2 separate regions of the Homo sapiens genome follow, and region 2 is linked to region 1. Evidence: read pairs that join two places in POLR2A ChIA-PET (ENCODE). Cell type or tissue: MCF 10A. All regions are shown on one strand. Links, peaks and the distances in the headings refer to the core of each region. The heading gives the core; the rest is flanking DNA.

Region 1 (5,390 bases), core at 314-5,313:
GGAAGTTAGAGGGTATCTTTATGCTTAGAAATCTTTATTGGTTTCTCTCCAAGCTCTCCTGAAAATCATGAACATTCTAACAACCCCAGCAAAAGTCAGCAGGAATCCTAAAGGCATATGCTATTGAACTTCTGAACTCTGAAACAGCATCTATTTTCTTAGTTTTGTTTGTTGATGCTTCTTTGATCTCATCTCATTAGAAAGATAATACCCTAACATTTTAGCATATTTAAAATAAACTGCTTTAACAGTCCTCCAGGGAGCTCCGCTTAACTTTAGCCTTTTCCCAATCTCTAAAGCTCTTTACTGCAGTGTGTACTCACCTTCATGGAAATTGTTAAGTAATTCTCCCTAACAGGGAGTTTACTTTCCTGAATACACTCTAGGCAGAAATATTTATATTTCATTTGAGCATTTGAATGTGAACCCTATTTCTAATTTAGTGACTATCTTTGAAAGCTTACTAATAAAACTAGAAGACCCAAAGAAGTGGAAACTGTGCCTATAGTCACAGTGGTGGTGGTTGTGGTGGTGAGAGCTGCCTAGTAAGGTTATTTGGCCAGAGCTTTACATTCAGAAAAGGTCTCAAATTTAGACTTCCTATAATCTTAAAATACGAAAATAACATGCAGATACATACATAGTGTATTGAAAGATGATCATTGTACATTTCAAACTTGCTGTTCCCAAACCACATCAACATAACACACTATGAATTGATACAGATATCAGTTTATTGATATGTCTTTTAATTAGTTTATTAATTTATTGATATGTATTTTAAAATATCTATTCTATATGTATCTGGCAAATAGCAAAATAGTAGCATTATAATTTTTGCTTAAAATATGTAATTTTTAAAGGTAAATATTGAAAATCTAACCACAGTTGTAGATAGTTTCAGTAGCATTTCTGGAATTCATTTCCTGCCTTCCCACTTCCAAATATTACCCAGATTTTCTTTCGGCTCTATTCATCTCTCATCTGTTCACTCTGCCTTCAATACACAATGGTTCTGGTTTTCTTGACAGTCAGCATGTTTCATTCTTGTAGCCACAACCACTGGTTCAGGGATAGATGTGACTTCTGTGGTCTAACTTGGTTGAGTTCCAGGACTCTTTCTTGGAGAGCTGTTATATTTCTTCTCTCAATAGATTTGAACAAAGAAATGTGGACTTTATACTATAAGAAGAATGAACCTTATGACGATAGAGAGGAAGAATTGGGTCCCTCCATTATACTGTGAAAGTTGATCATACTAATTAGGTCATTCTTGTCATACCCAGCTAAATCAGAGTCAAGGAGCCAGGGGAAAAAAGCACTTGAGATACATAACATTGCTCTAGAAATATAATTCTCTTCAGGTCCACCTGCTGAACTTGCAGAGTTCAGCAAATATTACTCAGATTTTATTTTTGCTCTATTCATCTCTCATGTATTCACTCTACCTTCAATACAGAATGGTTCTGGTTTTCTTGATAGTCAATACATTTCATTTTTGTAGCCACAATAAACCTGAGACCAAATACACAATTGTAACCTGAGACTAGTTTTATCTATAGCTCCTGCTGAGATAACTTGCTGCAACTCTAGGACTAATGCTGCCCACTGATATCACCCACTATTGAAGCTTGCCAGCTCCCCAAAGCTTTACTAATGCCAATGAATTTTTTCTCAAGACCACACATAACATTCTTCTTTTTTATAAAACCCCCAACTTTCTCTTTGTTCTTAGGATATACTAAAGACCATCTAATCTACATACATGCCCTGAATTACAATTCTTGCTTCCCAAATAAAACGTTAAGTTTAGAGATTCAACTCTACATTTTAATTTTGACTTTGAAATACATGGTGTCAGAAGTGGGCTCTAAAGCTGATTGACCTTGAGGAGAATCACTGGCCCTTGGGATTATGGTGTGAGTTACCTATAATGGAGATCTTTGAGTGCCCCTTTTCCCCCTGATGAGTCTTTCTTGGACAGAGCTCCTGAATTTGGTTTGAGTTCCATTTTATTTGGGATTTGGTTGAGAGAGGTCTTTCTCCTCCCTGTTTGAAGAGACGTCTTTCTCTCTCTTGTCTGGGATATCTTTTGTTGAGGAGGGTTATTTCCTCGTGTTGACCTCAGCTGTGAGGTTTCGACCTCCAGGTTCAGATGAGGGGATTTTGACTTCTCTAATTTAGTTTGTCTCAGGAATAAACTAGAAAGCAAAGGCTCTAAAACTAAGCAATCTGAATGAAATGTGTACCTTAATTGGTACACTGAGGCATCTAAATGCAATTGGGAATCAAAATTTTTCTTGCTCCAAAATATTAATTAACAAAGACAAATAATAAATTAAAAGAAGAAAAAAAGACTTTAAAAGTTCAAAATCCTTCTGTCTCTCAGGTGCCATCTACTGCCTCTCCTCTCAATCTTTCACTTTCCAAACTTTCTTCCTTTTTAATACATCTTCCTGTGCTAACACCCCATCTCCTGCTTTTCAGTCTCAACCTAGAAAACTTGCTCCTTTAAGATCAGGCTCTCTAACAATCCTGAGGTTCCCTAGATTTCTTATGACCCTTGGACTAAATTTGAACCTCATGCTATAGCCAAGGAATTTCCTAGTTACTGAAGACTCCCATTATTTTTCCATGAATTTTACATTACAGTTCAGGCTTAAAAGAGCTTGGCTTCTCTGGCCTTTACTGACTTCTTTGTATGCTTGTAGAAAGCCAGGTCCATCACCAAATGCAAAAGCAGATTGTAAACATCTCCAAAAGGATTTAGTGAGACCTGTTCCTACTTCCTCAGCATATGGTCTGCAATACTGGGAACAGACTCAGCAACTTGCAAGAAATTTACATGGGGCCATTGTCAAAGCATTTCCCAAAGCCACAGACTGCAATAAAATTCAAGCTTGTACTCAATAGCCAAAAGAATAGGTTCACAACTATTATATCAGGTTCCAAGCTATACTTAGAGAAAATCCTAGTTTTCCCATGGATGTTGACTCCACTAGAGTCACCTTTAATTCTGTGTTTGCTAATGGTCTCTCATAAGAGCTTCCTCAACTAATAAAAAGAGCCTGCCTAAAATAGGAGACCATATCAACTACTAATCTTGTTAATTTGGCAAATTAATGGCCTGAAACCTTAGACAATACCAATAAAAAGAAAGCCACTAAAATTTTAAATGTCCAACTACACAGATGAATGCTTCCAGAAAAAACAATTGAGGGCTGAGTGCAGTGACTCATGTCTGTAATCCCAGCAATTTGGGAGGCCAAGGCAGTTGGATCACTTGAGCCCAACAGGTTGAGACCAGTCTGGGGAACATGGCAAAATCCCATCTCCACCAAAAAAAATACAAAAATCAACAGGGTGTGGTGGTGCATGCCTGTAGCCCAGCTACCTGGGAAGCTGAGGTTGGAGGATCACCTGAGCCTGGGAGGTCAAGGCTGCAGTGAACCATGATGGCACCACTGCCCTCCAACCTGAGTAACAGAGTGAGACCCTTTCTCAAAAACAAAACAAACAAACAAAAAACAGACGAACAAAAACTCCATAATTGAGACCCTAAATGGTACAACTTGAATCCACAAGGGCTATTTCCTGGTAACTGTCACTATTGTAAATAGCCAAACCACTGGAATAAGAACTATCCTAAGCTTAAATGAATTAGACATCCTTCAAAAGAACTTCCATTATCTCCCCCACAATGTAGGGGATGTGAGGACTCAGTGTTTTCTTCAATCCTCCCTCTTAATCACTGTGAGGAGATTACTCTTCAGATTGGCAATAAGATTCTAACTGTTCTCAGAGACACAGGAACAACCCTATCAGTTCAACCCCATCTGCCCCTACCTCAGAGTAATAAAACATCCAAAGGGTGGCAGTCTCTAATAAGCCATTGATAGCATTTCTGTCCCAATCTATTACTTTCTGCTTGGGATTTTTACAGGATACTCATCTTTTCTTGCTGGTGGAGTCTGCTCCAGCTCATTTACTGGGATAAGATTTTTTAAAGAGAAAAACCATGCCGGCATCTCCTTCTCCCAAAAGAGGGAAATAATTCTAGAATTTGATGACCCCAATAGTTCACTGAACTGTCAAAAAAAGGAAAACCTAAAAAAAAATATGTTTTTAAAGTGACTCAAGATTGCTTCAGTTTGGACATATGAGTAATAAAAACTAGGCCTATAAACTAAAGTTAATCTCTCACTCACAAGGATGAGGTCTGTCAAATATTTAACTGACATGTACTAATTACAACCTTTCCTATCAGATAAAGCACAAAGACAGGATAAAATCAGGTATCTCTCTCCAGACCTTAAGACAACTATATACTAGTTAACATTTTACTCTGTATATGTTAACCACCTATTTGCTTTGTCTTATATATAAGGTCACTGAGCACTAATCAGAATTGTAAGAATGTCACCTTTGCTTCACTGTCTCCCTTCTTTCATTTTTTAGATAACAAAATGTATAAATTTTGAGCTCATGTAGCCCACTCTAGGACATATTCTTGGTTTGTGCTAATTCTGCATTTCTGGATTGCAATCCTCAAATTTGGCTCAAAATAAAATTAAGTTTATATTGACTCTTATTTTAGCCTCTAGTTGACAGGACTCTACCAATGATGTCTCAGTTATTTGTTATGCTGTCTCATGTGCCAAAGACATCTCTGTTGCCTTCCAAAATTCCTTATTGGAACAGACACCTGTGTCTTTATGGGCCATATCATCAGCAGAGTACACTCCTAATAAAAATCCAAATTGACCCCCTTGCCTAATATCGAAGAGTATCTCTTCAGTCAATTTGCCTGACAACGCATAAAACCCACAACTGAAAAATAGAAGCCTCGAGGTTTAATAATTCTTTGTACTAGTCTCTGTAATACTCCCATTCTCCCAATAAGAAAACCTAACAGCCAAGGATGAAGATGTGTTCAAGATAAATAATATCATCATACCCCATCATCCCATAGTTCCAAATTTTCACACTTTGCTGACATGAATACCAACTGATAGTAAATTTTTCACTGTAATTAAACTCTGCAGTTCCTCCTTTAGCTTCTTGTTGATTAAGGCCATCAATACGTATCTGCCTTCACCTGGGTAAAACTGTAATATACCTGGGTGGTTATGCCTTAGGGATATACTGAAAATCCTTTTTACGTCTCCCAAATTCTGAATGCTGATTTAGGAGATGTGGCTTTTTCTTAAAACTTGTCTTTATTACATTAGTTTGTTCTTCCTCATAGGCAAGACTGCAAGGAAGACAGTGTACATTTATTAAAACTCCTAGCCACCAAAGGTCATATGGTTTCTAAAGAAAAACTACAACTAGTTAAGTCCCAAGTTAAATATCTGGGTCATCTGATTTCAGAAGCAGAGCTGCATTTG
Region 2 (5,390 bases), core at 237-5,236, 110 kb after region 1:
TTTAGTATAGTGCCATCTCATTTGTCTCTTTTTGCTTTTGTTGCCTGTACTTTTGGAGTTCTTTCCAAAAAGTCACTGCCCAGACCAGTGTTTTAGAGCTTTTCTCCTATATCTTATTTTATACTTTCAGGTTCCATGTTTAAATTTTAATCCATGTTAAGGTGATTTTTATATATGGTGTGAGACAAGAATTCAATTTCTTCCTTTTGCAGGTGTATATCCAATTTTCCCAATGGCATTTATTGAACAGACTGTTCTTTTCCTATTGCATGATCTTGGCATCTTTGTCAGAAATCAGTTGACCATAAATGCACGAATTTATTCCTGGGGCTTTTATACTGTTCCATTGGTCATGTGGGTCTGTTTTTATGCCAGTACCATGCTATTTTATAATATGTTTTGAAACTAGGAAGAGGGATGTCTTCAGCTTTGTTCTTTTCAGTAAAGATTTTTATGACTATTCAGACTTTTTGTGGTTCCATACAATTTGATTACTTTATTATATTTCTCTGAAAAATCACATTAGAATTTTGATAGGGATTGCATTGAATCTGTAGTTCATTTTGAGTAGTATGAATATTTTCACAATACTAAATCTCCCACTCCATGAACATGGAATATCTTTCCATTTATTTGTGTTTTGTGTAACTTCTTTCATCAATGTTTTGTAGTTTTCAATATACAGGTCTTTTATCTTCTTAATTAAATTTACAACAAAGCATTTAATCTTTTTGTTGCCATTATAAATGAAATTGTTTTATTAATTTTGTTTTTGGATGGTTCATTATTAGTATATAGAAACATTATTGATTTTTGCATGTCACTTTTGTATCCTGCAACTTAATCCATTTATCAATCCAAAAACATTTTTTTTTTATTTTTGATGAAGATTTTAGGGTTTTCTATATATAAGATCTTGTCATCATCAAATAGAGACAATTTTACTTCTTACTTTCTTATTAGGATGCATCTTATTTCTCTCTCTTGCCTAATTTCTCCGGCTAAGACTTCTAGTAGTATGGTGAAAAGAATTGGCGAGAGAGAGCATTCTTGTTTTGTTTCTGATGGAAAAATATTCAGCTTTTCACTATTGAAAATGAAATTAGTTATGAGTTTGTAAAGATGGCCTTTATTGTGTTGAGGCGCATTACCTCTATACCTAATCTGTTGAGAGTTTTTATTATGAAAGGGTGTGGAATTCTGTCAAATGCTTTTGCTGCATTTATTGAGATGATTACATAATTTTTATCCTTTATTTTATTACTATGGTGTATCAATTCTTCCTGTAAGGGGCCCCAGAATCATGGGGAAGCTGAATGTCTACTTTCATCTTACTTTTCCCACTGTAGAAACTGGAGGTCCAGGGGAATCGTCTGTGTGGCACTGTGCTGACTTGAAGGAGGGATAGCATGGTGAAAGGCAACCATTTCTTTTACTCTTGGGACATGGCTTTTCTCAAATTTCTGCAGTTCAAGGCAGTGTGTTGTTTCAGCCTCACTTCCTAATTCTGAGATATTCACAAAGGTATCCTTTGTCTGTAAATAGTTGCTGGTTCGAGGGCAGTGAAGCCACAGTACTCCTATTCCACCATTTTTCTGACACCACTCTCCACATGTATAATTTCAAAAGGATTCCTGTGTTATATTCAGTTGCTTTATGTGTAATCACAAACTCTCCTACCCTTTCCCATATAGGTGACAAGCAAAAAAAGAATCCAACTTTACATCTAGAATGTCTGGGCAATGCGATATCTTCTCATTCAAGTTTAGATGTGGTTAGCTGACTCATGTATAGAGTGGTACTTTTGACTACCCAATACTCACAACGTACAATGAAGAGCTAAACTTTTTTTTACAGGCAAGGCAGGGCTTCTCACAGTGGCCCTATTGATATTTTGGGTTGATTAATTATTTCTTCTTGGGGATTTTCCTGTGTATTTTCATATGTTTTGTAGCATCCCTGGCCTCTATCCATTGAATGTCAGTAGCCCCCTTCCACCAAACTCGTGACATAAACAATGTCTCCAAACATTGCCAAATACCTTCTGAGGGGCGAAATCTCCCATAACCAAAAACCACTGAAATAAGGAGAAAATGTGAAGAAATATAGAGCTGTCAAGAGTCCAAAACCATTACATAATTATTAGAGTGGAGCTGTTACAGTGGCTAGCCCTGGAGTCAAATTCTTTCGGTTTGGATTCTTACCCTTACAAATTTTCTAACTGTGAGCAATGCCCTTAACTTTTTGTAAGCATGTTTTCTTTTCTTCAAACCAACATAGTGATAGGAACTATCTCATGAGTTGTTTTGAGGATTCAATGAGCCCTTAATACAATGCCTGCATACAATGAGTGCATGTCCCATTAATGTTAGCTTTCATTATTATCAAGCTAGGCTGGGACACTGAGAAGTATCCACATATTTACTCACTTTCCTGAAAGTGGTATGATTTATTTGGTCAGAAATTTTGGTGTCCTTGTTATACCCAAAAGGAAAAATTTGAAAAAATTCAATTTTGCAAGGTTCTTTATAGACATATCTGCAGGGGTATTTATGAGGCTTCACCAACGGTGGGATGGTCTACCTCTGGAGGAAAATTCTGTCACAACCATGCAGATTGCCTCTGCAGTTAAATAATAAGGCACCATTGTTTACCAAGCCTGTGGTTTCTTTTTCAATAAATCTTTCCTCCCTCTCTCTCCCCCGACTTTCTTTCTTTCTCTCTCTTTTTCTTTCTTTCTTTCCTTCCTTCCTTCTTTCTTTCTTTCTTTCTTTCTTTCTTTCTTTCTTTCTTTCTTTCTTTCTTTCTCTTTCTTTCTTTCTTTTCTTTCTTTTTCTTTCTTTCTTTTTTCCTTCCTTCCTTATTTTCTCTTGTCCTCCTACTCTTTGTTCTTCTCTCCTTTTTTTTTCTTCTTCTCACTTTCTTAAGCTCTATGTGTAGTTGCCTGTAAGTTTCATTTGATGGGAATTCTTCAGCAATAAATAAAATTAAATATTGTGAATTTGGGATCTTTGTATATGGATCTCTCCTTTGCAGTTTCTGTTTCTTAGCAACAGGTCCCACACCCTCTCAATGTGTCAGGTCTCAGCTCAATGCCTTTGGTTTAAGCCACTGCCCAAATACAATAAAGTAGTAGGCCAGAGTGGTAAGGCAGAGCTTCTTAAATGCTCAAAGCCTAGAGTCTGCATTTTCTTTGATGATGCTTTTAGAGAAAAGTTAACACCTTTGCCAGATAGGGAGTTCAGAACAACAACAAAAGGAAAGCTCAAGAGCACCCTGATAGAAGAGACTACTCCATTATATTGGTTCTTTTGGGTTTCAGTCTTAGCTAGTGCAGTGCTTCTCCCTTCCTAACCTTTGCAAACACAAATTTTGATGTAAGGTAGATAACTTTTGCAATTCTTTAGTATGCATTAATTATAAGGTTTAGAAGTCACAGCTTAATGGCCACAGGTAGAAAATGTATCTTTTAAAAAGCATTTATGCTTGTAGTGGCCTTTCTCTTTTCAGATGGAGAAACTTGGATTAAAGCTTGTGTCTCTCCTATGGGAACTTGCTGAATCCTGGGAAACAAAGGCAGCATTCCAATACTCTAATATTTTTCTCCCATTGAAAATTGAATTTAGGCAGGCACATATTAAAGACTATCAATTGCTTAATAAACTGCTTCCCTGACTTAGAACAATTATTTTTCCAGCATTGGATGGAAGGATCTTCACTGTCCCCTAGTGCAACTTGAACAAGCTACTTCTACATTTTAGGGCTTATAACTTTTTTCTTCCTCTTTTGGTATTGTTTTTGTATTTAATTGACATTAGTTTAAATTAAGACAAAATTTAAACTAACGTCAGCAAAAGGATATATACGTTATATATATAAAGGTATAAATATATATATGAAAATATAAAAAGCATATATATATATATTAAGGGATGACTGCTGGGATATCTATAGGAAGCAGGGAATCTTCTAGGATCTTAAGAACTGAAATCAGAAACTTGATGTATTCATTCAACAAACTTCTATTGAGAACCTGCTATAGTATGTGCCAAACTCTGAGGTCAACATGGAGCAAAAACAGTCACTTACTGATTTCCTAAAACTTAAAGTCTGTATTAATGAGGTTATCTGTTTCCAATTCTTACTACGTCTTCTTAATTGCTTAGCAGATTCATTTTCTTAGATTTCTTTATGTGGCAGTATACACAATTCCTAACATTTCCTGAGTTACATCCTTTCAATTTCTCAACTTGAAGAAAGGGTAGTTTTTCTCTGGTCGTTCTATCAAGAAAATCTTGGAGGGAGGCACTCCTGGATTAATCACCTTAGGATGTGAAAATAGTATACTATCAGTAGCCATGTTTGGGTCTCTCTGTAACAATCTCTCTATAGAGTAAAACTTCTGTCCTTTACTGAGGTTGAGGAGGAGCAATAACCTGTTTTTATCTCTTCCAGCAGCTCCGCTCCAATTCCTAAAACTCGACCCTCCAATCCTTTGTAGATTTAGCTTTCAGGTCCCTCAAATTGTTTTCTAGCTCCCAAAATGCTGCTGCTGTTGTGCCTCAATTTCTTTGTCCTTGAGCATGATTCTTTTTTTTAAAAAAGCAGTTTCCTCTCCTTTTATTGCACATTTAGAGATTTATTGCATTTCTTGTACATATGTAAACTGATATGTTATCTGTATGTTTCATGTAGGTGTACTTTCTATGAAGCCTCATTTGACTATTGCTCTTCAAAGCACCTACCATTGATGTAGCCTCATCTCAATTTTATGCAGTTGCCTTGATGAAATCCCAGTTGGTTAGATATTTACTTAATCAGTGTTGTTCTTGGGATCAACAGCTATGTATTTTTCAGATATACTGATTTGACCGAATTCAGACAGAAGACAATTATTTCCTTATAAGTTGTCAGTTGTCTTGAGAAATCTATTGATAATTTCATGTCGTCATCACTTTTTAGTCATCTGAATACCTAGACTATTGATTTATAATGGGATTGGCTAGATTCTTCTCTACTTTTTTTGTGTGCCACTAACTTCAGAGGTGGAGAATCTTATCACTGAAAGGACCACCTTTCTTCACACAATAAGATGTTATATCTTTTAATATTGGAAAATGTGTCAAAATTTTGACAATGCTAACAAAGATTTTAGTGAGAGGAAAGAGAAAATATTTTAATTCGTGTTGAAATGCAGCAAGGAAAATTTGAATCCAGGAGTTTGTACTGTCAGACACTGATATATACTGGCAGAGGTTGCCTTGTATTCCTCGTATTTTCTGAATAAGACATACCTAATTAACTACACTAACAAATACTAAAAATATCAGGTGATGGCTTTAATGACTATCTAACTTCTCTACTTCTATTTCTCCGCCATTGCTTAAGGT

The links. Peaks named below come from ENCODE experiments on the same cell type or tissue, not always from the same donor. Only the 100,000 strongest peaks of a DNase experiment are listed, where the experiment ranks them.
Region 2: POLR2A ChIA-PET joins it to region 1 with 5 read pairs; 2 of 35 experiments call an interaction of 5 or more read pairs at or near these places.

The regions. Positions count from the first base shown.
Region 1 is chr3:94,290,812-94,296,201 of GRCh38, forward strand. No RefSeq gene overlaps it. Among named protein-coding and RNA genes, the nearest start is that of NSUN3, 230 kb to the left of the region's middle. In MCF 10A, for the core only: no CTCF peak of the experiment used is centred there; a DNase peak (open chromatin) is centred at 3,280.
Region 2 is chr3:94,403,691-94,409,080 of GRCh38, forward strand. No RefSeq gene overlaps it. Among named protein-coding and RNA genes, the nearest start is that of NSUN3, 340 kb to the left of the region's middle. In MCF 10A, for the core only: no CTCF peak of the experiment used is centred there; no DNase peak of the experiment used is centred there.